4 separate regions of the Homo sapiens genome follow, and all the other regions are linked to region 4. Evidence: chromatin contacts called from ENCODE Hi-C or POLR2A ChIA-PET data. All regions are on one chromosome and are shown on one strand. The core of a region is the stretch at or near the end of the contact, and the rest is flanking DNA. Distances in the headings are between cores, read along the strand shown. Region 1 holds the start of CHRM3-AS2 (CHRM3 antisense RNA 2). Region 2 has its middle 8.2 kb from the start of MIR3916. Region 3 holds the start of CNST (consortin, connexin sorting protein). Region 4 holds the start of CEP170 (centrosomal protein 170).

Region 1 (6,447 bases), core at 3,432-5,931, 3.5 Mb after region 4:
GTGAGAAGAGGAGGGCCTTAAAACGTATTAGCCCTGGGCCAGTCATGTTGACCCACAGCAACTCCTACTCTAATTCTACACACATCTCATACAATTTGCCCCAAATGATGGGGATTATATTTAATCACCTTATATCCTGCAAATGATCAGTGTGGTGAGACAGAACATATGAAGTACTAAGCAGTGTCTGGCATACAGGAATTTTTCGATATATGGCAGCAATTATTACAGATATTTGTAGTAGTACATTTTAGTAATAGCCATATGGGAGCTTAATAAACATTTGTCTCAGTATTGAATTTGGCAACCCTTATTGACCCATTATTTATTTTGAAAGACAAAGTTGAAACAGTCCAAAATAAGGCAAAATATAATTTGATTCATGTGATCTCTATTAAGATAATATACATTGTTAACCTTTCAAAGAAAAATATTGACAAAACATTGACATTTAAAAATTAAAGCTATAATTAATTATACTTTAGAATGCATTTATTTTTTTCCTTATTTTATCCTTAGAATACCTATAGAAATTACTTAGGCACTGTTTTATCCTTATTGAACAGAATTGTTTCATGTATTTAGCATTTCTGGCAAGTAATTGAGTGCTAGTGCCTGGTGTATAGCTAAATAAATGGACATAGTTACCTCTTATTAATGAAAGCCAGTTTAGATATTATTGACATTCCAACTCAACAGTATTTCTCACCTTACAGAGGTGAAATGAGAGATAGAAAGCAGAGGATACTGAGAAAATTCAAAAGTCTCTATTGGCTCCAAGTGCTAATCTAGGTACAATATATGCATCAACATGGAATTTTTGTACTTTGAGGAAAACGAATTAGTACAGTGATGACATAATCAACCAATTCTAGTTGATTTTTATTTCTCTTTTGATTTTTTATATTCCCTAGTTGATACATGTTCATATTTACCCTGGAATGTGTTAACAATGAAAAAAATAAGTTATAAGAAATATGAGATTCAATAAGGTACAATCATGTTTATGAATGTTCTTAACCATAAATGCATAGCTTGTCCAGGCCAGAAACAATTCAGTTTCTGAATTCAATGCCACTCTTGAATATGTTAACTCAGTTCTAAATGAAATGCATTATTTGTACAAAGTTCTACTTAATATTTAACATAATGAAGATTGTCAATTCCAATACATTTGCACTGCAGAAAATGCATTTGTATTGCTCAGAGTGCTTAATGAGTAATAATGCAATGAAGAAAAACCAAGACTAAGAGATGTGAACTAAAAACCAAAGTCACAACTCCTATAGGCAATGATATTAAGACTAGAACTTAAGTCTTAAGATTTTGTTATTTGTGTCCTTTTACTGTTAAATTGCAAGAGGAAAGTCTTTTTAAGGTAGCAAAAATAATATTTGTGGGGAGGAGACAGCAATAATATCTGTTCATGCAACTAACTAGGTATATGTGAGTGGGTAGGCACATAAGGCCAATGGGCACTGGGAAACATGTCTGTCAGGTTCTTTCTGTTTTGTTAGCTATTGAGTCAACCTGACTGAAACAAAGATGCATTTCACAAGAGTGAAAATTGGTTTCAGTCAATCCCTTTAGCATTTTCCAGGTGACTACATTTTTATAAATCGCCTGACAAAATCAAGCAGTTACATTGCTTCACAGACTTTGGCTGGAACATTAAAGGAACTGAATGATTTATGGAGGAGAAGATCAAATAGGTTGTGTTGTATCTAAATGCCTGTCCCATGAACCAAAAGCTGAATGTGAATTGGCAAATTAATGATTTTTCATTTTCTTCTAGGATTTCATGGTTTGGAATGCCTTGTGTTGAAGGGACACATTTCACCCCTTTTAAAAGTGCATCTTAAAAAAAAGTCACTGTCCTGCAAATCTCCCACATCAGCTCTGATTTCCCTCGCTCACCTGCTGCAATATTTATTTTTTCATGCCACACCATTACATTGCTTTGTTTTGTTTGTATTTTTCTCCAATTGTTTCATGAGTGCCTATGATACACACGAGTGCATATAATCTGAATCAGATTATATAGTAAAGACTTCTTTTGTACTTCTCATACTGTAGAAAGATAATACCTATTGGCTATTCCATGATGAATTTTCTGTGTAGGAATTAATTCAATACATGTTCTTCATTTGTACTGACAATATGTAAAGGACATTTTTGAGTCCTTTTCAATCCTTTAGGAGGGCAGCTCTTCTGTACTTCATTAAAATACAAACTCTTACTTTGATTTACTTTCAGCTCTAAACCTTGTTCTCCCTGTTAATGAAATGCATTTGTATCATGCATGAGATACATACTTCTTATTATGATTTAGAACCTTCCAAAACATTAATGTTGCTCAATAGAATTGCCATACCTAAGATTTAATACCATGCCTATCATTTTCTTGTTTCTCATTCTCTCCATCCTGAAGTACCGGGATTCTCATATAAGTAACTTTGCCTGAGCTTGGGTAAAAGTTGACTCCTAATGTAAGGTGAACTGGAGAAGAACATTTCTTTCACCTCTTTCCCTGATCTTATCTTTTTTATTCAGCATTCCCTCTAAAGAGAATTTCACTCACAGAATTAGAGAGAGACTCTGTACTCTTTTATCGTATCACTTTTAGAAACTAAAACCCATTGGATTTTTTGAGAATTAGGAATCATTATACTGTGCAGAGTTTGGGCTTTTTGACACATTTCCATTCCTTCAATTGAGCACTCCTTTTATTGGATCACTGGAATAAAATCATGATTATTAAACATGTCACAATATACAATTCTCATTTTATAATAATTTATGAAGACCTTGCTTAAATATATGTTCTCAAATCAATTTAAGTTGAGCACATATTAAGCAAAAATAAATTTAAAAATGCATCTTGCCTCTCAACAAAATATTTCCTTGCCTGAGTTGTTCAAACTCCTGCAGATAAAGCATATTTAAATAAAGATAAGGGGCTATCACTTGCTCTTATTTTCATTATATTCAGGAGATGACCACTTTGATTATAAGTAAGAAGACTTAAAAATACTCATGATTTCCAACATGAATTACAGCACTTAAGACTTTGTCTTCTCGTTAAATCATGCTTATTCGTGCATTTTATATAAAAACTCTGGAGAATAACTTAACAGGAAATCTAAAATAAGAAAAAGAAACACTGAAATTCCCCAAATCTCTATAGATAAAACCCTTTAAGGCTTAGGATTAAGCATTTGAAAATATCAGGAGCATTTAAAATATGTTCATGCTTAGCTTTCTGTTCACTTGCTATCTGCAACATGAAAAGTCTGGCGTTGAGTGGCACGAGAGCATTACTGTTTCATTTTGATAATCCAAGTTTAATTTTAATACATCTTTTAATTTTACTTTAATTTAGGTTTTTTTGGGGTTTCAGAGGCAGAGCACTACTTTGTTTCTGACTAAATGACAAAAATCATTAACTGCCAGTGACTATATGAACATGATGTGAACAATATATGCAAAGAAACTAGGGCAAAGTTTTTTGTTTTAGAAAAACATATACTTATATTCTATATATTCTGAATGATCCTCATATAAACAACACAACATACAATATCTCAAAATGTTACTACAACACGGCTCATTACTTTGCAGGTTGCAAACGCAGCGTGTAAATCCTTTCCTCTCAACCATAGTAAGTAAAGACACAGATACAACACGGTTTGCAAGTCTTAGCTCTGCTCTGTAAACTTACTGCTATCATAGGTCTTCTGCATAAGTATTTTTAGTGCCCAGTTCCTAGTTCAGTGCTTAAAAATCCTGCCGATCCCTGGGTTGGAACAAAGCTTTCGGAAGCAATTAACTGCTTTTGCCATCCCAGGTGCCAAACACACACACAATGTCCTTTTATTTGTGGAAATACACACAGATCTATTCTGCATGTGCTCAGAGCTCAACACAAATATCACCCCTTTCCCACAGGCAGCAGGAAGGATGTGGTTTGAAGGACATAGTTGCTTCATCTGAATGTTCAGTTGTTCAAAAGATCTCTTGTTGCTACGCTGAGTTGCGGCTCTACTACCTACGTTTAAGAAGATATAACCAGGCCGTGCCCAAAATCCCACTTTTATCTATTTAAACAGGCATTCAAGTAGATCGTGCAATTCTTTGCCCCTTACCTTCAGTGGACACATGCTGAAAATGTGTTCATAATCAAAAGACATTCCCCAGAGCTGATGACCCAGTAATTCCTTACGTATACAGGTCAGCTGCAACAATACCGTACTAAAATCGCCAGATGAAATGGTCAGAATTACCCGGTGGCTTGATAAAATCAGCTTACTTTGAGTCTAATCCAAGGATAAATATACAGAAAGCTCCAAGCAGTGGAAACTGTAATCACCTTAGAACTGCCCCCTGAAACTGTAATACTGCCAGGAAAACAAATATTTGCTGAATTATAGGGTGCTATATTGGTTTTACCTGAATGCAATTAAGGGCTAAATAACTACAAGCTACTGTTTAAAGTGGACAGGTATAACCAAGAGCAGGGGACTAATTCTGCCAACACCACTAACACCAGTCCCCAAAAACCCTAACGATACACTCAGAACAAGCAAACCAGTAGATCTGATTACCAATTTCACATATCCTGCATTCTTGGAGCTCACCCATTTCATCATTTCCGGACACTCAGACTCTAACTAGGAACACCTAACTCATAGCCCTGTATTTTGCTAAGTTTTTCCTCTACTCTTGAGTCCTCCTTTAATCTATAGAGTGTTATTCTACACTGGACCTCTCTCTTATTTTTTGGAGTCTAGCATCTTGCATCTTCCTGGAGCCCCAACTAAACTCATAACTTCTAAGCTTCTAAGAAATATGTAAGTTTTTCAACTCTGTACATTAAGTCTTTTTGTGACCTTAAACTTACCTTAGAAAAAGATGTACTGTTAGTTACCAACTGCTTCTTCAGCCTTGCGTATAATGCCTGTTCCTCTTTATGACTCCCCTTCAAACTTACTAGCTCATGAGGATCTGTAATTTAAGAAAAGAGCTTTGGCAACAGGGTAGTTAAATTGCTACTAGTGGTTACTTCTGAATGACTTCAAGTTGATTCTTTCCTTGTGTTTTCTTCAATCACTTCTTATTTTTACTAATCAGTGTCACTATGTGTGAGCTATGACACTCCTTAGAACTATGCAAGTAGGCTTCAAAAAAAAAAGAATGGAAATTTGATGAAAATGTTTTACTGCTAACACTCAGCTAGAAATACCACCTCTGAAAAAGTGTACAAAACTCCATGTACCAGGTGGAATATTACTCCTGACCCAGAGTATTATATAAACATCTGTATTTTCTTCCCCAATTAGAAACAAATAGCTCTTGATGAAATGTCTGTGCCCTGGTCCTTCAGAAGTCAGTATCTGACTCTAAGATGCCAGGAAAATTTCACCTTGTGTCATGTTTCACGCTGAGGAGTTTGTATAGCGCTAGTGTAAACCTTGGTCTCTAAGACACATTCCATGGTGAATTTATTTCAAATTCCAAACTGAGTTTATTCCATTTCACTCACTTAAAATTCCAGTTGTGATTGGAAAATATACACTTCATTTACCTTCTGCGCAGTGTTCAATGAACCGCTTGTCATGTTTCACCCTAGTAGGTTGCATTTCAATCCTGAGTGTGTCTGTGTAGCAGCTGATTAAAGCTTTGCTATTATTTGTAAGGGATGTTATAACATGCACTGTCATCTTTCTTGGCATTTTTTGAAACGGTAACATGAGGATTCTGGCAAAATAATATGGTAGTTGCTACTCTTTCCTTACACCTATACCATTTACTTGTCAGTAAACAAAATCATGTTTTCAATGAAGTAGACAAATAGAAAACTCAGCTTCCCTATCCTGTTGTATCTTGTGCCACTCTCTATAAACTGACATGGCATAAAATGACATAGCTTGATAAACTGCTGGAGTCAAACACAGATTACTGCCATTTAGCTAGAGCAGGACACGTCACTTGAGGACACGGCCCCAAGGAATGTCAGTTCTAGAGGAGGAAGGATAGAACCGAAATGAGGGATCTGGTTCTTTGTTGTGTGTGGCTGAATTTCCCGGACATTGTTTAAGGCAGAAATGACAGGTAGCATAAAAGAGCAAACCTTACCTTAAGAAAGCAGATTATATAAGCACCCCCCTTGAATCCCAAATTCCTGCCACACTAGGACTTTACCACATAGGTTATTGCTCAGATCTGATGAAATGTTAACTCCAATCCGTAACCAACTGATAACAACCAAAAACCACATTAGTCATTATTTACTAAGATAACAACGATAAAAATCATGTGTGTGTGTGTGTGTGCGTGTGTGTCTTTCCTTGAGTTCTGTATCAGGATTTTATAATGCTGAGAGAGTTGTCTATTAAGAAACATGTTTCAACTTTATTCCAAAGAAATGGTCCCCACTACTCTCTGTGA
Region 2 (6,958 bases), core at 416-2,915, 4.0 Mb before region 4:
GTTATAGTAATTAAGACAGTGTAGTATTTGGAAAAGAATAGACAAATAGGTCAATAGAACAGAATAGAAAATTCAGAAATAAACCCACAAAATACAGTCAACTATTCTTTGACAAAGGAGTAAAGGAAATTTCATGAAAATGGTTTTTTTCAAGAAATATTGCTTGACACCTACACATCTATATGCAAAGAAATAAATGAGACAAAGACCTTGCAATTTTCACAAAGGTAGTTCAAAATGAATCAAAAACTTAAATGTGAAATGTAAAATCTGAAACTTCTAGGAGATAAGACAACAGAAACTAGGACACCTTGGGTTTGACAACAAGGTTTCAGATGCAACACCAAAAGCATGAGTCATAAATGACAAAATTGATGAATTGGACTTTAATCTTGTTTTGCAAAAGATACTGTTAAGACAATGAAAAGACAAGCTGCTGAATGAAACGAAATAATTGCAAAAGACATAGCTGATAAAGAACTGTTAGTGAAAATATATAAAGAAGTCTGAACAACCCAGATGCCAGTCACAAGCCCTGTGGGACCATCTACACTTCTGAGCTACTGCCTATAAATTGGCCCTGTTAAAAATCTAAGGAAAACTTTAAGACATACTCAGATATTTTGCTAAATTGCAGCAGGAGAAAATGTCTTATCAGCAGACCTATCTTTATGTCACTTGCTTTCAGAATAAGAGGCTATTTCAGGCACAGCAGTTTTAGTCTGTGTTAAAATCATAAGCAGCCTAAAAATACCCAAAAATGATGAAAAGAATTTGCAGATATATGGAATACATTTTATGTTTTCAAAGTCTCCTATGATGAAAAATAAATAATGTGTTGTTTGGCTTTGATTTCCTAAACTCATTCCTCAGCTATTTTCCTAAATATTCCATATCCTTCCAACATGCTTCTGCAGTTTCTTGAGGGATGTTATGCCAATGATAAACAGTACCATATGGGCACAAATATCAAAAGAATTCTGCTTCAACAGCAGAAGTATAACTCTCCAGAACCTTGAAGACCCAGGGCAGTTGCATGAGTAGTATGGTCTATGGAGGTACACAGGCTTTGGAGTTACAGTTGATTCTGTATCCCAATCCAGCTGCTTAGTAGCTGTGGGGTTTTGGAAGTTTCTTGACTAGGAACACTTATATAAACCTCATCTGCAAGAAAAGGCATAATGATACTGATTGCAAATATTCTTCATTCCTCCCTGTATACATGTCCTTTGCAAAGTGCTTTTATAGCTGCTCCCTTCAAGAGGCAAAATCTGTATTTCAAAATGTTTAGAGTCTTATTTGCTCTGGTCAACAGAAAACTGAACATATAACAGTGTGCTAGTCTGGGACCTAGGTTCAAAACTTGAGTGCTTTTGTTTTTCTTTCAGAATCCTGTTATCTCTATGATAATAAGCACACATTAACTTGCTGGGGAACGAGATACCACACGGAGAAGAACGAAGGTGCCCCAGTTGACAGGCAACTCACCCCTAGAAACAGCTGCAATCAGCATCTGCCCACACATGTCTGAAGGATCCCAGCTGAGACCAAAAGAATTGCCCAGCTGAGTTTAGCTTAAATTGCTGACCAGCCGAATCATGAGCTAGTAAGTTTCGGTGGTTTGTTATGCATCACTAACTAACTAACACACACACCCATTACAGACAGGATGTCAGAATTCAATGAGAGACTGATTACTAGTTACCTGCAAACAGTAGGCACCCTATAGGTATTGATTTTCTTTTCCCTTTATTTAAATTTGGATCTCTTGTTAGACGGTGGTGAGTTATGTAGAGATACATGTAGATGTGTACACGTGATTGGTGCATAAACTCACCCAGTCTCCCACACCATAGGAGGAAAAAGACAACCAATAGCCTGTTTATTAGCGCCAAGGCCAAATACCAATATCAGAAGTTTGTTTAATCTATTTTCTGTATATCTAAACTTTGGAAGTCAAAGCTGTGGAAGACCTGAAGACTGGGGATTAGGTCCTCCTGGGGGCTCCATTGTTCTTTTTTTGACTGTCTGATTTTTGGGAGGAAGATGGACAGCAGGCGGGGCAGCAATGGTCTACCTGTGGACACTCTCTTTTTGCAGCCCTTGCTCTCTCTAGGGCCCTGTCCCTTCAGCCTTTGGCCTGGGGAGAGACGTTGATAAGGAGGACCGATCTTTCACTGCTGGAAGGAAATGAGGGTTCAGACCGTTCACCTCCCTCAGAGCTGCACGGCAGTGTGACAGCCACTGGCCATGTGTGAGTACTGAGGGCCTGGAATGTGGCTGAACAGAGACGTGCTGGGAAGGTGAAATACAGAGTGAGTTTCACAGATTGACTACCGAAAATTATATAGTTCATTAATATATTGATGAATATTGAGATATTGATCATACATTGAAATGATAATATTTTGAATATATTGGGTTAAATAAATTATTACAATCAGTTTCACCTGTTACTTTTAATGTTTAAAAGGTGGCTACTAGGAAATTTAAAATTCACACGTGGCTTACATTTTATTTCTTAAAGGATTGCCTCCCTTTTTGAAATTTCAGGCTGCCTGATCAAACTACCAGAGGCCAGAAAGGTCATAAAATCTGAAATGTTAAAATCATTGCCATTATATTGTTTTCATTTGTGAATAACATATATATATTATTTATAAATGGATATAACCTTATACAAAAGGTTAAATGAAAATGCCCCCTGGGCTGGGCCAGGCCCAGCGCAAGCAGGAAGCCCTGCATGAAAAGGCTGCAGCCAAGAACCTGTCACTTTGTCGCCCTCAGCCCAGCGTCCGATCACATCCTCCGTCACTCAGGGACTGAGGGGGCGGGGCCTGGAGCCCTATCCAATCAGGGGCGCTGACGTAGGAACCGTCCAATCGGGCGTGCAGCCGGACAGAAGGGCGCGGCTTCCGGGATCTGGCGGGGCCTTCGTCTCTCCTGCCAGCCTCAGCTGGGTCGTCTTCTGTGCTCGGCGTGCTTTGCTCGGGGAAGCTCAGGTGGCCGCCACAGCCTCTTGCCCTCTGACCTGCAGGTATCAGGAGATCCATAGCTAAGCAGCCTGGACACCCGGGAAGCTGGGAAATGGTGAGTATGTGGGCGGGGTCCCGAGGTGGGCAGGGGGCTGATGGAAACGGGCTGGAACTGGCTGTGGCGGCCCCAGGCCTCCCCACAGCTGCCTCCGGAGTCTGCAGACCCGAGACCCCGCTGGACCCGCCCGGCCCTCAGCTTCCCCTGGCCTCAGGATGTGGGCTGGGCCGCCAGCCTCACCCGGCGTCCGGTCCGCTTCTGCGCTCGACTTCCGCCCGGCGCGTCCCCTCGCTGGCAGCTGTGCGGTGGCGACGGCAGGGGCCTGGGGGAGAGCCCCGACCCAGGAGGAGCCACTGCGTGGGAGGAGCTGTGGGCTGTGGGGTCCCAGGCCCTCCTTTCTCCTGGTAAAAATGAAAAGGGAATCAAGGTTTAAACGTTAAAGAGATTATTTGAGCAAAGAGCTGTTCATCAATGCAGAGCGCCCAGTCATGGTTTGTGGGTGCTTGGAGCAAAGGCTTTTGTAAGGGGCATAAGGAAGCGAACCAAATTCAGAACTTGGTTACAGTTACAGTTGTGGAGTCGCCTTATGTGGACTGTCCAGGTGGAAATTTCCTGGTTATTTAATGAGAGGTTAATTGGAGGTTTGTGGTTGGTTCAGGCTGAAAATCGTTTCTTCCTAAGGTAGTAATTTACAAGACATGTATTTCAGTTAGATTTTTTTCCTTAGGAACCGATGGTCCTAGTGCTACTTCAGTCTAATTGATTGCTAGTTAATTATTTTAAACACTCCAGAGGGGGACTGGTTTTCCACTGCGTTTCCAAATGTGTGGCAAGCACGGTCTCACATCCACCATCCTGTCCCCCCAGCCTGTGTGTCCTTTATTGTACATTTCACACACAGTGTTTTCATCATTTTTTCACAGAGCATTGGATGGCACTTTTTTTAGACATCTGTTTTCTGTTTGTAAACATTTTATGTGAGCAGAGAAGAATCACCTGACACACTGCTTTAAAAAAAATCTTTGTGTCTCTTCTTTTATCTTCCCCAGGCACAGACACCTTATCGGAATGTCTTTGGTTTGAGGTTCTGCTTTGGAAATTTTACAAGGTCATGTGTCCTCAGCCACCCTCCAGTCTTTTTCTGTGCCTGGGTTTCATAATTGTCTGGGGGTGACCCATCTCAAGGCATGTTTAGTGAACATTAGCACGTTGTTCCTTTCCTCCCAGAGGACAGCCTCAGTGATGGAGGTGGAGCCTCTTAAGGGAGCAGATGGATGCCCTGGGGCTGAGAGGAAGCTGGTCCTACCCTTCATTTACAAAGCTAACCCCTTAGGACATGCAGATTGTCTTCACCCAACTCCAGCGTCTGTTCCTTGGGGACACATTGCTGGTCAGCCAGTTGGATGCTGATATTGAGAAGAAAAAACAGAAATGATTTCTGACATCTGGATTCTCTCAGACTTGTGAAGGGGGAAAAACTGTTCCAAAGGACAAGGAAGACCCACTGCAGTGAGGGGGCGCGAGAATCTGCAAAGTCAAGCCACTTGGGGCACCCAGTGGGGCACAGTGTGGTGGCTCCTGGGCAAGGCGGGAAGGTGGTCAGTGAGCAGTATGGAAACAGAGGAAGGTCCCAAGTGATAGGACGGCCTGACTTGGCACTTGAGTCAGATTTGTCTGTGTTCCAATCAGCATTGCCACTTCCTGGGTTTTACACCTTGAAACATTTTTTTCACTTAATTCAACCTTAGTTTTTTATTAACTGTCAATTGCATTTTAACAGTAGAGTTTCAAAGGTAAGAAAATGTTTAAGAGGTGGATTTCAGAAAAGACATTACATATATAGTCAAATATTCACTTGTTAAAAATTCTGATTTACCTTTTTCTTCCCTAGAGTATAGTAAGTTTGTCAGGCCTGTTCCTTTTTAGGGGTGATTTTAAACAGAATCCCAGGGCGTAGCTGTGGGAATGCTACCAGGGAAAGTAATAGGGAAAATCCTCTTCCAGTATGGCTATAGGAAATGAATACATTTCCACAAAAAAAGTAGTAGATTAATTGGTGAATTACATTGCTTCATCAAAATATTAGTTCCTCTTTTTTGCAGGGTAGAGGACTTGTGGAGTTGATATCTCTATTATCTAGATGTCTGAGTTTAATACTGAATTTTACAAGATGGGACTTGGCATCTCCTAGATATGTTCATATGTGATTGTTTACTGAATGATTTGAATTACGGAAATAATGTGACATGTTTATTGTCTGAAACTGATAGAGAGTTTTGCTTTTTCTATTGAGGTATACAATGTAAGTGCCTTATAATTTTATTCTCTTAAATAAACACTGTGTTTGAGTGATTTTGCTGGATTCTTCAAACACTGAGCATTTTCTCATTTACAACTAAGTGAATAACCCTGACTGGGAAATAGAAGTCGGAGCCCAGTGACTCTAAGCCAAGGCCAATCTTGAGCCTGCAAAACAAGGTCATTGAAGACCCGGTTAGTTCTTACTGGGGAGCCTCCCCTGCAGGTGTCCCAGCCTGCACACCCCAACATGAAAGGAGCACTTTATACTGAGAGGAGCTATAGAGCCCTAGAGAGCTGGGATCCACAGGCAGATGCTGTTGGGGTCGGAGTCTGGAGGCTCTTTCTGAGGATGGAATTGTTATTGTTCTGGGGCTGTTTCTAGACTTTGTCAAATAAAACAAATTCACATTTAGATAAGAAGTTACTTACTTCAAAGGAGTATTACAACAGAGGGAAAGCACCAACTATATCTTCCAGGATCTCAAAGTTTAGGCAGACAAGGGCTTTCTTTCGTTTGGAGGAACAAACCAGAGTAGAAAGGTGAGAGTGAGAGGACAAGATGCAGGGTGGCAAATCAGATCCTAGATTAGAGAAAGTTTGACTCCCAAATCAGCCTGTTCTTAGGAGGGGCATAAATAGGAGTTGTATGTTAGCTCAAGCAAAGGGTGGGACAAATTCATGGGCCTAGGAGAAGGAGAGAATCTTAAGCAGTTTTGTTAATAAGTATTTTGTTCTAACAACTGAAGACAAAATTATTCAGCTGACTGTTTATAGGGGGAAAATGGGAATTTGAGAGTCTGTGCCTGGCTTTGTGATAGGTATAAGAAGGAGCTTCATCTAAGTTAGAGGGGTGTTGCTTTTTATTAAGCTGTTCTTGGAGAACACAGAGCTGAAGGATTTCATTAATCACAGCTATTTACCTGCTCCATCTTCCCCCACCACTTTCCATTGCCATATTCAGCTCTTCCATTTGACTGTTCCTGAGTTGTATCTTTTACAATAAACTGGTAAACATAAGTACAGTGCTTTGCTGAGTTCTGCGAATAGCTGTATCAAATTATTGAACTTGAGGAGTGGGTGATGGGAGTTTCTGATCTATAGGCAGTAGCCCAGAAGTATTGCTGGGCCCCCGGGGACGTGTGACTGGCCCCTGCCTTGGGGGCAGTGTTGTGGGACTGAGTCCTGAACCTGTGGGTCCTGTACCAACTTTTTTTTGGGTGGTGTCAGAACTGAGTTGCTCCAGCACCCTGTTGGTGTTGGAGAATTGGTTGGTGTTCAGCAAACTCCACACATTTGGTGTCAGAAAAAAAAGACATCACAGCCTGTAATCCCAGCACTGTGGGAGGCCAAGGCGGGTGGATCACGAGGTCAGGAGATTGAGACCATCCTGGCTATCACAGTGAAACCCCGTCTCTACTAAAAATACAAAAAACTAGCCGGGCGTGGTGGCGGGCGCCTGTAGTCCCAGTTACTTGGGAGGCTGAGGCAGGAGAATGGCGTGAACCTGGGAGGCAGAGCTTGCAGTGAGCCCAGATCACGCCACTGCACTCCAGCATGGGCGACAGAGCAACACTCCGTCTCGAAAAAAAAAAATAAATAAAAAAGACAAGACATCACAGTGGTC
Region 3 (6,875 bases), core at 3,813-6,312, 3.3 Mb before region 4:
AATGGCAAAAAGTTTCCATCTCCAAAATGTTAAAGAGCAGGATCTCAAAACTAAGATAAAAACCATTTGGCCTGGCACAGTGGCTCACGCCTTTAATCCCAGCACTTTGGGAGGCTGAGGTGGGCGGATCACTTGAGGTCAGGAGTTTGAAACCAGCCTGGCCAACATAGTGAAACCCTGTCTCTACTAAAAATACAAAAAATTAGCTGGGTGTGGTGGCACACGCCTGTAATCTCAGCTACTTGGGAGGCTGAGGCAGGAGAATCACTTGAACCCAGGAGGTGGAGGTTGCAGTGAGCTGAGATCTCGTACCACTGCACTCCACCCTGGGCGACAGAGCAAGACTGTCTCAAAAAGGATAAAAACAATTTAAGAAATCTCAAGCTATTATAAGACTTCAGAATTCTGCTAATGATGTGTTCTTTAACGAATATTACAAACAATTATTTCAAATGCTTAAAAAACAAAATTATTCCCTGAGAGGATATATAATTTCCCCCATGAGAATGATTCCTACATAAAGGAAAGCCTGTATTCATGTGAATCTTGAAGGCCCTAAACTGGAAAGGTTACATAACAGTATCAAGACATACATATATTAAGTTAGAATTTCTCATTAAGCATATAATGCTTTTAAAGCCCAGTTAAACCTTATCAGGGCTTTTTAAAAACTGAAGATTACTGCACTATCAATTACTCTTCCTAAAATAACTACAATAAATTTGCTAAGACTCACTTGTAGAAACCAAGCAATGTATTTTCTCTTATCCAACTAAAAGGGTGCCAATAAACAGCTATCTAGTTTTAAATACAAACAAAAAACATTATTATTTTCTTATAGAACATCCACACATCTCTCACAGAACAAGTAACATCCAGTAACTATACCCCTTCCCCAATTCTGTCTTTGATCCTCTAACACTCCCCATAGTCCCTACATTGTGCCAGGTCTATCATGACTATATTTGACAGAGGGAGTTTGTTCACTGACCAGGTAATTTAAAATTTCTTCATACTATAAAGGTTGAGAAGAGGGCATGTTTCCTGTATTAAATTACACTGAATATTAATTAGGCCTTCAGGCTAATTTAGCTATTAATGTAGATATAACACACAGCAGCTAAAGTAGTATTTAGGGAAGTTTATTAGAGCACAGAGGTCAAGACAGGAACAATGATGGGTCTGACTGATCCCCATGGAGGTTAACTGGCTTTAGAGTTACCTTTGTTACAGCAGCTCTGAACCACTGACGGTTCTACGTAAATCACCACCCTTGTTGCAAAAACAACTTGAAGCACGTATGGAGACAGTATGTCAGTTGCTTTATATAAAAACTGCCATCTTTCCTTTTAAATTCCCCTAAACCACCATACACAAGTTAATCTTTTACTTTACTCAGGCTCCCAGCATTCTACAGCCATAAAACCTACTCTCTTCCTTTCTAAATTTTGCTCAAAGATTTGATCTTTCCCTTGGTAAGAAACACCATGATATAAAGAAGCACATTTATAAAACTCTTAGCCTTACCTGAAACTGACTCAGAAAATAACTCTGCAACAACAGGTACTCTACCTGTTCACAATAAAGTTCAATCTTCTTGAAGGTCCTCAAGTTCTCCCTACAATTTAGTCGACAGAAACTCATACTGTGCCTTGACACACTGTTGACGTGCAGATGTAAATAACTAGTAACAATGACACGCCAGGAAATGACTGAACACTATTCATCTTATGAGCCTCATTAAACAAGCATGGGGCTCAACGTTAACACAGTCAACACTAAGAGAAAGAGGCTGGGCATGGTGGCTACGCCTGTAATCTCAACACTTTGAGAGGTTGAGGTGGATCATTTGATCCCAGGAGTTCAGGGCTCCGGGACTGCCACTGCACTCCAGCCTGGGCAATAGAATGAGAATCTGTCTCAAAACAAACAAAACAAAACAAAAACACTAAAAGGAAGAGACTTAGAACTCTCTTCCTGCATAGAAACTTCTCAAATTAAATACCGCAGTACTTCAGGAAGAGGAGTTTTTAATTTACCCCACAGAATCAGACTCTCAGTGTAGGAAGACAGCTTAAAAATCATGTGACCATCCTATCATTTGTGCTGCTCAGTAAGGTAACATTTAGCTACATGTGACTGTTGAGCACTTGAAATGTGGCTTCTCCAAACTGAGATGTGCTGTAAGTATAAAATACCAGATTTTATAGATTTAGTATCAAATAATGTAAAATATCTCATTTTAAAAATTGATTTCATGTTAAAATAACATATATAAGATTAAATAAAATATACTACTAAAATTTTACCTGTTTCTTTTTACTTTCTTAATACCACTACTAGAAAATTTTAAATTACTTATATGGCTTGCATTGTATTTCTATTGAAGACTGCTGCTACAGACCTACAGCCTTAATTCTAACAGCAAGCAAGGACTATCACTTGGCATTTCCCAATTACAGTTGTCATTTAAAAGCCAAAAGAGGCTGGGTGTGGTGGCTCATGCCTGTAATACCAGTGTTTTGGGAGGCTGAGGTGGGAGGATTGCATGAGGCCAGGAATTTGAGACCAGCCTGGGCAACATAGCAAAACTCCGCCTTCACAAATAAATAAATATATTTAAATGTAAAAAGCAAGAAAAAAAGTATTTTAAAGGCGTGGTGGCTCACGCCTGTAATCCCAGCACTTTGAGAGGTGGAGGTCGGAGGATCACCTGAGGTCAAGACCACCCTGGCCAACATGGCGAAACTCCGTCTCTACTAAAAATACAAAAATTAGCTGGACATAGTAGCAGGAGCCTGTAATCCCAGCTACTCGGGAGGCTGAAGCAGGAGAAACTGCTTGAACCCGAAAAGCGGAGGTTGCAGTGAACCGAGATGGCACCAGCCTAGGCGACAGAGTAGACTCCATCTCAAAATTACTTCAAAAAGGCAAAAACAGCATAGGATAGAAAACCACACTTCTTAAGAAAAAAGATGGGAAATACTGCACACTAATCAAGTTTTTCTAATAAAGTATGTCTAAATCCTGATCATAAAGTTCATCTTTAAGGTGAAATCAACATTCTCAGCACCTGGGACCTCAGAAAAAAAATAAGATGTACAAAAATCTCTTATTATTCAAGTACCTTCAATTACAAACAAGTGAACCATCAACACTGTAAAAAGGGAATATTATAATGTAATTCTCTTTCCCAAAACCAAGAGAAAATAATAACACTCAAAAGCAAAATAAAAAATGACATCAGTTTTTCTAGGACTCAGTAGGCTAACTTTGGTCCACAAACATTATGAAATAAGACAGTGCATTTTAAAATAACTGTTTTGTTTTTAACCACAATGTGTTTATTTTTCTTTTTCTCTTTTTCTTTCTTTCTTTTTTTTTAAGGAGACAGAGTCTATGTTGCCCAGTCTGGCTTCGAACTCCCGGCAGCAAGTGATCCTCCCACCTTGGCCTCCCAAAGTGCTGGGATTACAGGCATGAACTACCATACCCAGCCACCACAGTGTTTTTTTTAAAAAGTCAGAAATTCAACGACACATTTCTATGAGTGAACCATGAAGACATAATTCTATTTTATCTGATTTAAAAATATTTAGGACTCCAGGTCCTGGAGGGGGAAAAAAGTGTATTTCTGAATCTATGAAAATGTTTTTTAAGGGGAGAGGGGGAGGCAGCTCAGTAATGGAGAGAGGTTCAGAGGATGCAAAGTCACCTCTAGAAAATTGTCAGTGAGAAAACTGTACGAAAAAAGAATTTAAGCAAATTAAGACCAATGAGTGAGTCCCCACAGTTTGCACAACAGTTGATGAGATATTTTCTATGATGTCCTAACAAATTTATAATACACAAAAGGTCATATTTAGTTGTCAATTCTTTATCCGCTTGAGCTTCATCAGATGAGTATAATCTTCAGACTATTTGCTGGGTGATACATTCCTTAGGAACCTTTTCCTCGTGCATTTAAATGCCAAACTCAATTACACTCTCAGTAGAGTAAGCAGAAAGGATTGTACGTATTCTAAGACACGGAGTTGATTGGCTGCCGTTTCTTGCCTTGGTGGTAAGGATAATGGGTAAAAGCTCTAAGTTTGATCCTGAAACACGGAAAACACTCTCAAAGAACCGTGTCTTCTAACATTGCCCAATAGGTAAAAAAAAAAAGACTGCCAAAATTTCCATTACAGCATCCTATTTTTAGTCTTCAAAATTGGGTCTTTTAAATCGCATTCCACAGTACGATGTGTTTGACTAAGTTTACATAAGGAATACAGTAAGCATCCTAAAGTCTTAATCTTTTTAAGCTTAGAAAGGAATTGTAAGCTTTTACATCTTCATTTTTAATCTTAACTTTAAGTCTTTTAAACACACAAACTGAAAAAATTAAGGAAAATATTGGCCCAGAGAGAGGAATGGAAGGGAGACACCACGCGGTTCTTGACAACCAAAGTGGTAGTGATGGGGGGGACCAGGTGTGGGGGGGAAATGAAAACCATCCACGAGGGTGGGGAGAGCGGGCTGTGGGCCACACAACAGAAAGGAACGGAGACCGTGGAAGCCGCAGGCTCCTCCAGGAGCCGGGTGAGGAACGACTTCTGGCGCTAGTCCCCTAGGGAGGGAGAAATTGGCGCGACGCGCAGCAATAGGAGACCCACAGTAGCTGAGAAAGGAGAGGAAAACAGGCGACCTGAGAGGCGGAGGAGGTAAGGGGACCGGGCTACACCTCACCCGGAGGGCAGAGGCTGCGCGGCTGGAGGAGGACAGCGCAGGGGGAGGAGCGAGAGGCTTCCGAAAGGCTTTCCATCCCGGCCGCGAGCCGGCGGGTCCCCTGCATCCCGCTCCTCCTCTCCTCACCTGGGAATCGGAGGCGCAAGGAGGGCTACCGCTGGGCGCCGGGTCTGTTTCCAGCCCCACTCGGCGACATGGCGGCCGACGTGCTGTCACGGAGCTTGCTCGGGTCTCCCCTGGCTCCGGTGGAGGAGACACCTCTCGCCTTTCCGCCCCGCCTCCCTCTGCGCACCCCTCGCGGCTGGCCGGCTGGAGGCTGGCGGCCCGCGACCGCGGAGCATAGAGCACTGGCGGCTAGAGAGGAAGCGCAGAGCGCGGACAACCATAGAGTACGAGTCCGGACACCAGCCGGATGGTCGGTCGCTCTCCTCAACGGTCCACTCACAATCCTCGGGCGGCTGAGCCGAGGCGGAAGCGGAAGTGAGGGAGAAAAGCAGGAAGGCTCCGCTGTTCGCATGCGCAGGCTCTAGTGTTTACTTCCGCTTGACCTGGCCCGGACGCCAGAAAATGTTCCACGTGGGATACCCTGCGTGGGGTTCACTGTAGTAGCTGCACTAGGTGATTCTTGGAGCGGGCCTGAGAGACAAGGACATGTGGATCCCAGTGGTCGGGCTTCCTCGGCGGCTGAGGCTCTCCGCCTTGGCGGGCGCTGGTCGCTTTTGCATTTTAGGGTCTGAAGCGGCGACGCGAAAGCATTTGCCGGCGAGGAACCACTGTGGGCTCTCTGACTCCTCTCCGCAGCTGTGGCCCGAACCGGATTTCAGGAATCCGCCAAGGAAGGCGTCTAAGGCCAGCTTAGACTTTAAGCGTTACGTAACCGATCGGAGATTGGCTGAGACCCTGGCGCAAATCTATTTGGGAAAACCAAGTAGACCTCCACACCTACTGCTGGAGTGCAATCCAGGTGAGTCCAGCTGAATTGCATTTTCTTGGATGTTCATCATTTATTCAAACGTATTGACCCTCCTCGGGGTGCTATTTTAGATACTGGGGGGTCTTTTTTGTTGTTCTTTTGCTTTGAGACGGAGTCTCGCTGTGTTGCCAGGCTGGAGTGCAGTGGGGCGATCTCGGCTCCCTGCAACCTCCGCGTACCGGGTTCAGGCGATTCTCCTGCCTCAGCCTCCCGAGTAGCAAGAACTACAGGCGCGCGCCACCACGCCCAGCTAATTTTCTTATTTTTACTAGAGACGGGATTTCGCCGTGTTGGCCAGGATGGTCTCGATCTCTTGACCTCGTGATCCTCCCCCCTAGGTCTCCCAAAATGCTGGGATTAGAGGCGTGAGCCACTGCGCCCGTCCAGATACGGGTCTTTGTTTGAAGCTCCTTAGTTGGAGAGATTGCCCACTACATAAGCGTAGAGTCTGTATCGTTAATGACACCACAAAGTATTTCTGTAGCAGCTTGCACTTTACACAATATTTTGATAAAACATGCTCTTAGATCTTATCTCCCCAAAAGAGTTGCAAGCCTCTGCCAGCTGAAAAAATGATGTTATCTTATTCTTCCGTGCATTCCCTATAGACCATAGCAGGATGCTAAGAACACAAGATTTATAGGCTTTTTGAATGATAGTTTTTTAAAGCACCATTTCATATCACAGGGAGTCAGTTCTGTTTAGGCTTGACAATCTCTTTGATGGTTAAAGCATCCGTGTAGTCCGTGAGGAAGTGATAGGCTAGAGGCAATCTATTTTGCTGTGACTTTTTTCTTCTAAGAGGTAGTGAATCATGGTGATGAAGAGTGCAAGTTTTGACCTGGTGCGGTGGCTCACGCCTGTAATCCAGCACTTTCAGAGGCCGAGGCGAGTGGTTCCCTTGAGGTCAGGAGTTCCAGACCAGCCTGGCCAACATGGTGAAACTCCGTCTCTGCTTAAAATACAAAAATTAGCCGGGCGTGGTGGCGGGCGCCTGTAATCCCAGCTACTCGGGAGGCTGAGGCAGGAGAATCGCTTGAACCCAAGAGGCAGAGGTTGCAGTGAGCCGAGATTGCCCCACTGCACTCCAGCCTGGGTGACAGAGTGAGACTTCGTCTCAAAAAAAAAAAAAAAAGAGTGCAGGTTTTGCAGTCGCTGACAATGATTTCAAAGC
Region 4 (7,219 bases), core at 1-2,500:
AATGGCATAGAGCTATCCAAGAGTTTCTGCTGTCGCCGGTTGAGAAAGATGCCAAGTTAAGATCAAGGAGTTGATTGAGGTAACTACGGGAATCTGAGGAAACATCGTTGCTTAACTGTAAAAACTAAATCAAACTATTTCATCCTCCTCAAGACCACAGCAACATCCATCTTGCTCCTCTGTAGCGTGGACGGGGCAGAACCCAGGTGTTAGGAAACGCACCTGGTCTGCTCCCGCCCACTAGGCCCTGGGCACCTCGGGGCTAGGGACAGAGGTTTGGAGCAACTCACCCCGGAGACTCCGTTGATACTGCCCCAGAATCTCCTCCAGGGTAGAGTTCTCCGGGGACTTCGCCATGCACGCACTCTAGGCCCAGAGCTGGGAGTTACGTGGGGAAATGTCCAGCTTTCTCCCTTCCGAGAACAACAGGCCTGTGGCCGGGGAGCGCCCGCCTGCTTCCTGCCGCGGCTGTCACAGGGGAGCCTAGAATCCCGCACAGAGCTCTTGGGGGCTCTTCCCACCCACTGGCCCTCGCTTTGCACGTCGGGAGTTGTAGTCCTCACGTTCAGAACCTGCAAGCTCGACAATCCTCAGGGCCTTCCAGTTACACTACAATTCCCAGAAACCACTGCGCTCCAGGCGCTAGCTTGGACGGTTTGGCTGCCAGAGCCTGCTGCCAAGAGACAGGCTTGCAGGCCCCGCCCTTTTCCTCCAGCCCAGCCTGGTTTAGTCCCGCCTCCATCCCACTCTTCAGCTGCCTGGACCACCCAAATGACAGAAAGGGCTCACTGAAGGCCTTGACGCTTCGAAATTTGCTAATATGCAGCAGTTGATCCCCAGGCTACTCAAGGACGCAGATAGTAAACTCTGAACCCTGCTTCAGTTGCGAGATTTTTTAAAACGGTCGAATAAATCTTCAAGAAATAGAAGCTCTAAATCTTCCAAACAGCCTAGATTGTAAAGGCGGCCGACACTACAACTCCTAGCATGCCCAGCAACCGGACCTTCACTTGGAGTTGGCGCTCTGCCCGCTGGGAACTGTAGTCCTTGTTGGTTGCGGTCCCACCTAACGCCGAGGTCCTCTTCATTGTTCAAGCTGGTCTTTCGGGGCACGCCTGCGCAGTGGGCAAGCTGGAAAAGCGTGTGGGTGAGACCCTCGCACAACCCCTTTTCATTGTCTGTGTGTGGCGCCTGCGCAGTAAGGGATCGTTGGAACTGGGCAGGAGGGGATAGGGTCCGGCTCCTCGCCCTTTCCCGAGGCGCCTGCGCACTAGGCAGTCGGTCTTTGCCGTTACCGCTATGTGTGGGGCGTGTGTGGAATAACGTTATTGCCCAGCGGAGCTGAGGGCCCCGGAGCTCGACCGCAGCGGCAGCGACGACAACAGCGGCGACGACGACGACGACGAGGTGGGGGGAGGACGGCGTGCGAGAGACTCACGGGACGCGACGCGCCCCGCCTCCCCCGTCCGGTCCCTCTCTCCACGGTAAGGGGTAAGTGATGCGATCGGCTGCTCGGTGTAGGCGCCGCAGCCGCAGCCACCGCCGCGGCTGCTTTCCACATCCTGCTCCTCGGGTTTGCGGCGAGGACTCGGGCGCCGCCCGCCGCGGGGCGGGGGTGCGGGGCTGGACCGCGAAGGGGGCGCTTCCCGGGTGCTCCGCGCGGCGCCGCCACCCCCACCCTCTGCCCGCCTGGGACCCGGGGCTTGACGGGACCACCCTTCCCATCCCCCACCCGCCGCCCCCCGGAGCTCCAGTCCTGCGGCCCCCCGGCTTTCCCGAGCCCCTTGCTGCCGCCTCCGCATCCCCTAAGTGCATTGAATCATTTTCAGCTTTCGACTGGCTTTGTGCAGCCCTCCCCCCTCCGCCGTAGCAGTTTGCGAGGGGTGCGGGCGGAGCATTGGAGGGAATGGCTGCGCTGCCGCTGGGGAAGGGATTTTTCCCCCATTGGAGCAGCTCCCCGGGCCAATCCCTTTTGTGTGATTGGTTTTGGGGTGTGAGGCGGTTGGCGAGGTCAGGCGAGCAACCTTTTGGACGCGTTGGGAGGGCGTGGAAGACGCGGTGTCATGCACCCTGCCTGGCGACTGCACCCCGTGGAGGCTCTGGCTCTGTAGTAAACCCGGGGGAGGAGAGAGTGGCTTCCTGTCGGCTTCATTGTCCTAGGATTCAGATGTAGGGTTTTGGTACGTTTCGCTTCCATTTTATGCAAGCGATGAAAAAATAACATTTGCAGCTGCCTAACACAGGGCGGGAAGACGTGGGATTTGTATACTAAGTCACAGAATCTCTGTTCGGTGGTGTTTCGTAGAGTTTTATTTATTTATTTATTTATTTATTTATTTATTTTGAGGAATGTAAGGAAGACAGGGACTATGCCTGCTGGAGTCCAAGCACTGCCAAGGTGATCAATATAAAATTACTAGGTGACGTTGGAGCCTGGGCTAGAGAGGGCCTGACAACGAAGCTGTTGTGTCAGGGAAATGAACAAGCAGAATTGTTTTTTCATTGGGCAGGTAATGCATTTATGTTCCTGAGGGAATGGATACATCTTTCCGTTTATTTTTTAAGCAAGTAAAACAAACAAAACAACTGGCCCAGTACATTTCTGTTACCGAAGTTGTTAACTCATTTTTATTCTCTTAATGAAAATTCAGCCATTTGGGAGGAATTTGGCGAAGCAGATGATACATTTGATTGAAAATGCATATTTTAAAATGATTTAATCCTTAAGCTTACAATGTATGCAGCCGTTTGCTGGCGTTGCTTCTTAAAACACACCAGAAGAGAGAATAAAGCAGGATGGGGAGGAGCAGGTGGAGGAATAATGGGAGAGGAGAGAGTGACATTATGACTATAGTATCTGGATCTTCACTGGTATAACCCTAACTGGGTATGCTTCAGAGACTTAGGAATTCAGCTCTGGAAACAGTACACTGATGAATAGCAACTTATGTATTTTTCTGTTATTATTTTTTAAAAAGTAAAACTAGGGCTGCCTTTAGCTCTTCCTAACTTTGTAGATAACACGGAAGAGCCCAAGTGCACTTGACAGAGGAAGACACTAAAACTCAGAAAGTTAACTGACTTGTCTGCCCAAGCCAGACAGTTAATCGAAGGCAGAGCCAAACGAAACTCAAGGTCCATTCTGCAGAGTGATCTTTCCTGTGTCCCCCTAGCCCTTTTACCTTGTGAAAATGTATGGAAAGCTTCTCTATGTGCTCCCTGAGTAGGCTGTGACTATCACTGAACTTGATTCTCACCGTGATTAATCTAGTTCTTGCCTTTGTGATGTAAAAGTAGTAATCCTCCTAAAATGGACCTTTACTTTCATAAAGTAACTTACTACATGAGGAAAGATGTCCTAACATGTGCTTTTCATAAAAACGAAGTGTTGCAGTGTTTTCCCTACTACCTAATGGTAGCTACTTAACGGTAGGTTTTAATATTATTTCTTGAAAATCAATAGTATTTTATAATAGTATGATGATCAACTCTATAGGCTGTGTTAAAAATAAAATTTCCGCATAACAAGAACCTATGATGTTTATTTTGCCACAGTTAATGAGTTGTAATCATTAATGAGTTATTAGTGATTACTTTTAACTTAAACTAGAATTTACATTTTAAGATATATTAACTTTATGTTTTTTATTGGGTTGATTTTGCCATAAAGTGCTTTTTTCTTCCCTTATAATTTTAATCGTTTAATTTTACGTTGCATTTTAATAGACTTCTTTAAAGGATTTATTATTTATCTTAAATTTCAACTTTAAAAATCTGTAACTAAATTTCAGTATGTGGGATTATATTCAATCATGCTTTAAATGTATTTTACTGGTAAATTTCATTGTGTTCTGAGATTATTTTGTATGGAAATAATCTGCCTGTTCCCTATTTTAACATTAGAATAGTGAAATTTATACTGTAAACCTTAGCATACATTCTGCATATTAATGCTGTTATGGTACTTTTTAAAATTCTGTGCTTCGTGATTTATTTGATTTGTTCCAAGTATCAGTTTCTTGTTCCTTTTTATCTACTGAAAAAAAGAACTAGTTTTATTATTGTATCTGATTGCAATTAGATAATGCTCATCTAGTACTAAATATTGTATATGCTTAAGCTTTTTTGTCAAAATGTTTTTTATTCCACAAAATTGTATTCCTGAAAAATATTTTTTCTATACTAATTAATAGGTAAAGACTTTTCTTTCTTATCTGTCCCAAACACTGGGATGTTAAGCAGTGTACTCTTCAACTAAGTATCTGACAGACAACCTGATATTTAATTGCTAACTAAAGTATCTGTACAGTTGCAAATTATTCTGGAAGTATAACAAAAGAGCAGTTACGTGCCATTTGAAGAATGCTTGGTGAGTAGATAGTATTGACTGGAGCATTCAGTGTTGATCTGTTTCATTAAGAAATGGGATACTTTTGATGGGAAGAAATATCTTTATTTCATTAATAACCAAAATTTCTAATCAGATACCCTAGGTTTTTATTTACTTACTCAAAAATTTCATAAAGGAGTGTTCAGCAGTGAGTTAGCCATTGTGAGAGATAAAAAACATCTGTCTGGTAGTGTGGTTGATTAAACTGGATATATTGTCCAGTTTAGCAGAAATGTTTTAGCCAAAGCCAGTGACATAGCCAATGTGTGTTGCTGTTAAAGCCCACTTTTATATCAAATAAAGGTGGAAAAACAAAACAGCAAAAGCAAAGTTAAAGAAAACCTCATAAAATCTACTTACATACAAACAGGAATTGCAGAAAGTATAGAAGTGGAAAAGAATCCCAAGCATGCATTGTTGAGGTCTGAAAAACAAATGACACATAGCAGAGAACAAGTCATTTTTTAAGTATATCCATAAGTAATAAATGATATAGAAAATATTACCCTTTGAAACACAATATTTATTGAATCGTTGAATAATACCTACCAAATTTTGAACATTTCCTAGGTGCCAGGAAGTTTATGTGTGTGTGGTGTGTGTGTATTTAATTTCTGCAACAAACTTCTAAATTAAGGTATTATTTTTACACATTGAAAAAATTTGAAGCATAGAGTTAGTGAATAACTTTGCCTCTGCGTTACACATTCCTAAGTGATAGGGCCTATAATTGAACCTTTGTCTTTTTGGCTAAAGCCAAAATTCTTTCTACTCATCTTTTTTAGTAAGTTAAAGGGTACCACTTATTTCCTTACTCTGGTTCATAAAATTTTAGAATTCAAGGGAACTTTAGAAGTCAGCTCATACAATGTATCACCCACTACTAATATCTCTGAGATGTTATTGGGTCCAACTTCTCCACAAACCCTTCCCTGGGCATAGGAAAGCCTGTTTAGCTTCCAAAAAGTGTAATAGGAAGATCTCACTTAAATTGAGCTAGTAGCTGCTTTTACTATATAACTTCTTCCCACTGGTTGCAATTCAGTCTTTAGGAGTAAGATGAAGTAAGGTTTTTCTCAATATATTAGCTAGATTTTCTCTTGTCTAAATGTTAGGACACCTCCAACTTCATATGGTTTCCTTTGCCATCCCTCACATCTCTCAGCTGGATTCAATCAGTTTTGTCAGTGCTATTCTTTGTGTTCTGATCTTGTTTCCATATTTAATTCTGCAGTTATGGTCTGAATGCAAAGTGCAGTGAAATTGTCCCTTTCCTTATTTCAAGCCATACACTTGTGTTTAAAGTCTAAAATTGTATCAACTCTTTAACAACAGTCATCTCTGCTAATTCAAAGCAAAAAGCAGAGAGAGAGAGAGAAATGTTACATGGCTTTTCAAGTTATATTTATGTAATTCAAGGTACTATTTTTTGAGATTTTGTTCTCCTTTTCTAATGTTCATAAATGGCCTTTATTAAATGATAGTGTTAGTAACACCTATTAAGTAATGATAGGTTAAGTTTCTTTTGATGTTGGTCATGGGGTTTTGTTTTATTTTAGTGTTCCTGATTAACCAATAAAAAGTTGGCAGCCTTATGTTGATTCTTAATTTGTTTTCTGAAAAATTGGTCTGGAAACCACTGATGTAGTCAACATAAACCAACATTTTTACACTTAGCTAGATTTCTCCCATTGTGTATAAACACACAGGTGATGTTTTTAAACCAGTATTTTACCATTGCCTCCTATTAAATTTCATCTCCGTGAACGTAGCTATAGTTAAAACTTGAGATCTTCTTGAATCATGATTCTGTCATCCAAGGGATTAGCTTTCCTTCCTGGCTTTTTGACATTTATAAATTCAACAAGCCAAACTCTTATGTCTCCATCCTGGCCATATACTTAATATAGCCAAGGACAAAGCCATGCACATTTATAAATAGAATGAATGTTACATAAATAAAAGATGCTGGGAGGAAAGGTGACACAAAAATAATGAAAACCATTCGGATGGGTTTTTTTTGTTTGTTTGTTTTTGGGGCCTTTTTGTTTGTTTTTGTTTTTGTTTTTTTGAGACGGAGTCTTGCTCTCTCGCCAGGCTGGAGTGCAGTGGCTCAGTCTCGGCTTACTACAACGTCTGCCTCCTGGATTCAAGCTATTCCCCTGCCTCGGCCTCCCGAGTAGCCGGGACTACAGGCACGCCCGGCTAATTTTTTGTATTTTAGTAAAGACAGGGTTTCACCATGTTGGCCAGGATGATCTTGATCTCCTGACCTCATGGTCCACTGCCTAGGCCTCTGAAAGTGCTGGGATTACAGGTGTGAGCCATGGCGCCTGGCCTTGTTTTGTTTTTTAAATTAAAGAGAAAACCATTATATCCTCCAGCAGTAAAGGAATTAGATGAAGTTTACAATATACTGGAGGATATGGATAATTCTTTTACGATGTAAAGTCAAGTAAGGATAGATGCTATGAAGAAAAATTAATCAAGGTAAAGAGACAGTGGTAGAGGACTGCTGTTTTACATTTGTTTTCAAGTGTTCATTCAGGTAGTTTTCAAATAATATTTTGAAAAGAAATAATATGAAAAACCTTTTCACCCTACATCTTATCTGCTGAGTTACCACTTTTGCCAATCCAGTAAGTAGCTATTTTTATTATTTCTTATGTATTCTTCAATGAACTTTATTTATTTATTTATTTATTTATTTATTTATTTATTTTGAGACAGAGTCTTGTTCTGTCGCCCAGGATGGGGTACAGGGGCAGGATCCCAGCTCATTGCAGCCTTGACCCGCTGGGCTTAAGCAATACTCCCACCTCAGCCTGT

Evidence for each region. A loop is a pair of places that touch in the nucleus more often than their neighbours do. ChIA-PET counts read pairs that join two places held with the same protein, here RNA polymerase II (POLR2A). Pooled maps may share reads with other maps.
Region 1: a map of naive thymus-derived CD4-positive, alpha-beta T cell shows a loop between it and region 4 (23-fold over the local background). The contact joins the promoter of CHRM3-AS2 here to the promoter of CEP170 in region 4. A Hi-C loop is called at or near these places in 2 of 168 maps with a recorded cell type or tissue (both naive thymus-derived CD4-positive, alpha-beta T cell) and 7 of 50 pooled maps. POLR2A ChIA-PET finds 5 or more read pairs at or near these places in 1 of 52 experiments (CD4-positive, alpha-beta T cell).
Region 2: a loop to region 4 is called in a map of CD4-positive, alpha-beta memory T cell, with 9 times the contacts of the local background. The contact joins the enhancer-like site here to the promoter of CEP170 in region 4. A Hi-C loop is called at or near these places in 2 of 168 maps with a recorded cell type or tissue (CD4-positive, alpha-beta memory T cell and naive thymus-derived CD4-positive, alpha-beta T cell) and 8 of 50 pooled maps.
Region 3: a loop to region 4 is called in a map of CD8-positive, alpha-beta T cell, with 11 times the contacts of the local background. The contact joins the promoter of CNST here to the promoter of CEP170 in region 4. A Hi-C loop is called at or near these places in 4 of 168 maps with a recorded cell type or tissue (B cell, CD8-positive, alpha-beta T cell, naive thymus-derived CD4-positive, alpha-beta T cell and 1 more) and 11 of 50 pooled maps.

The regions. Positions count from the first base shown.
Region 1 is chr1:239,717,353-239,723,799 of GRCh38, reverse strand. CHRM3-AS2 (CHRM3 antisense RNA 2) reads left to right here and starts at 4,681. Exons shown (of 3, transcript NR_103776.1): 1 at 4,681-4,850. The region is part of intron 5 of CHRM3 (cholinergic receptor muscarinic 3); the gene reads right to left.
Region 2 is chr1:247,206,823-247,213,780 of GRCh38, reverse strand. No RefSeq gene overlaps it. Among named protein-coding and RNA genes, the nearest start is that of MIR3916, 8.2 kb to the right of the region's middle. RefSeq lists silencers at 2,723-2,982, 3,123-3,332 and an enhancer at 2,817-3,316. Within about 2 kb of position 1,665, at least 2 of the 41 ENCODE cell types and tissues checked have a DNase peak (open chromatin) inside an H3K27ac peak, as active enhancers do.
Region 3 is chr1:246,564,643-246,571,517 of GRCh38, reverse strand. CNST (consortin, connexin sorting protein) reads right to left here and starts at 5,062. Exons shown (of 11, transcript NM_152609.3): 1 at 4,855-5,062. It overlaps TFB2M (transcription factor B2, mitochondrial), which reads left to right and starts at 5,257. Exons shown (of 8, transcript NM_022366.3): 1 at 5,257-5,692. The coding sequence starts at 5,380. RefSeq lists enhancers at 4,458-4,957, 4,998-5,057, 5,288-5,567.
Region 4 is chr1:243,249,312-243,256,530 of GRCh38, reverse strand. It overlaps CEP170 (centrosomal protein 170), which reads left to right and starts at 1,250. Exons shown (of 20, transcript NM_014812.3): 1 at 1,250-1,491. SDCCAG8 (SHH signaling and ciliogenesis regulator SDCCAG8) reads right to left here and starts at 490. Exons shown (of 18, transcript NM_006642.5): 1 at 291-490. The coding sequence starts at 357.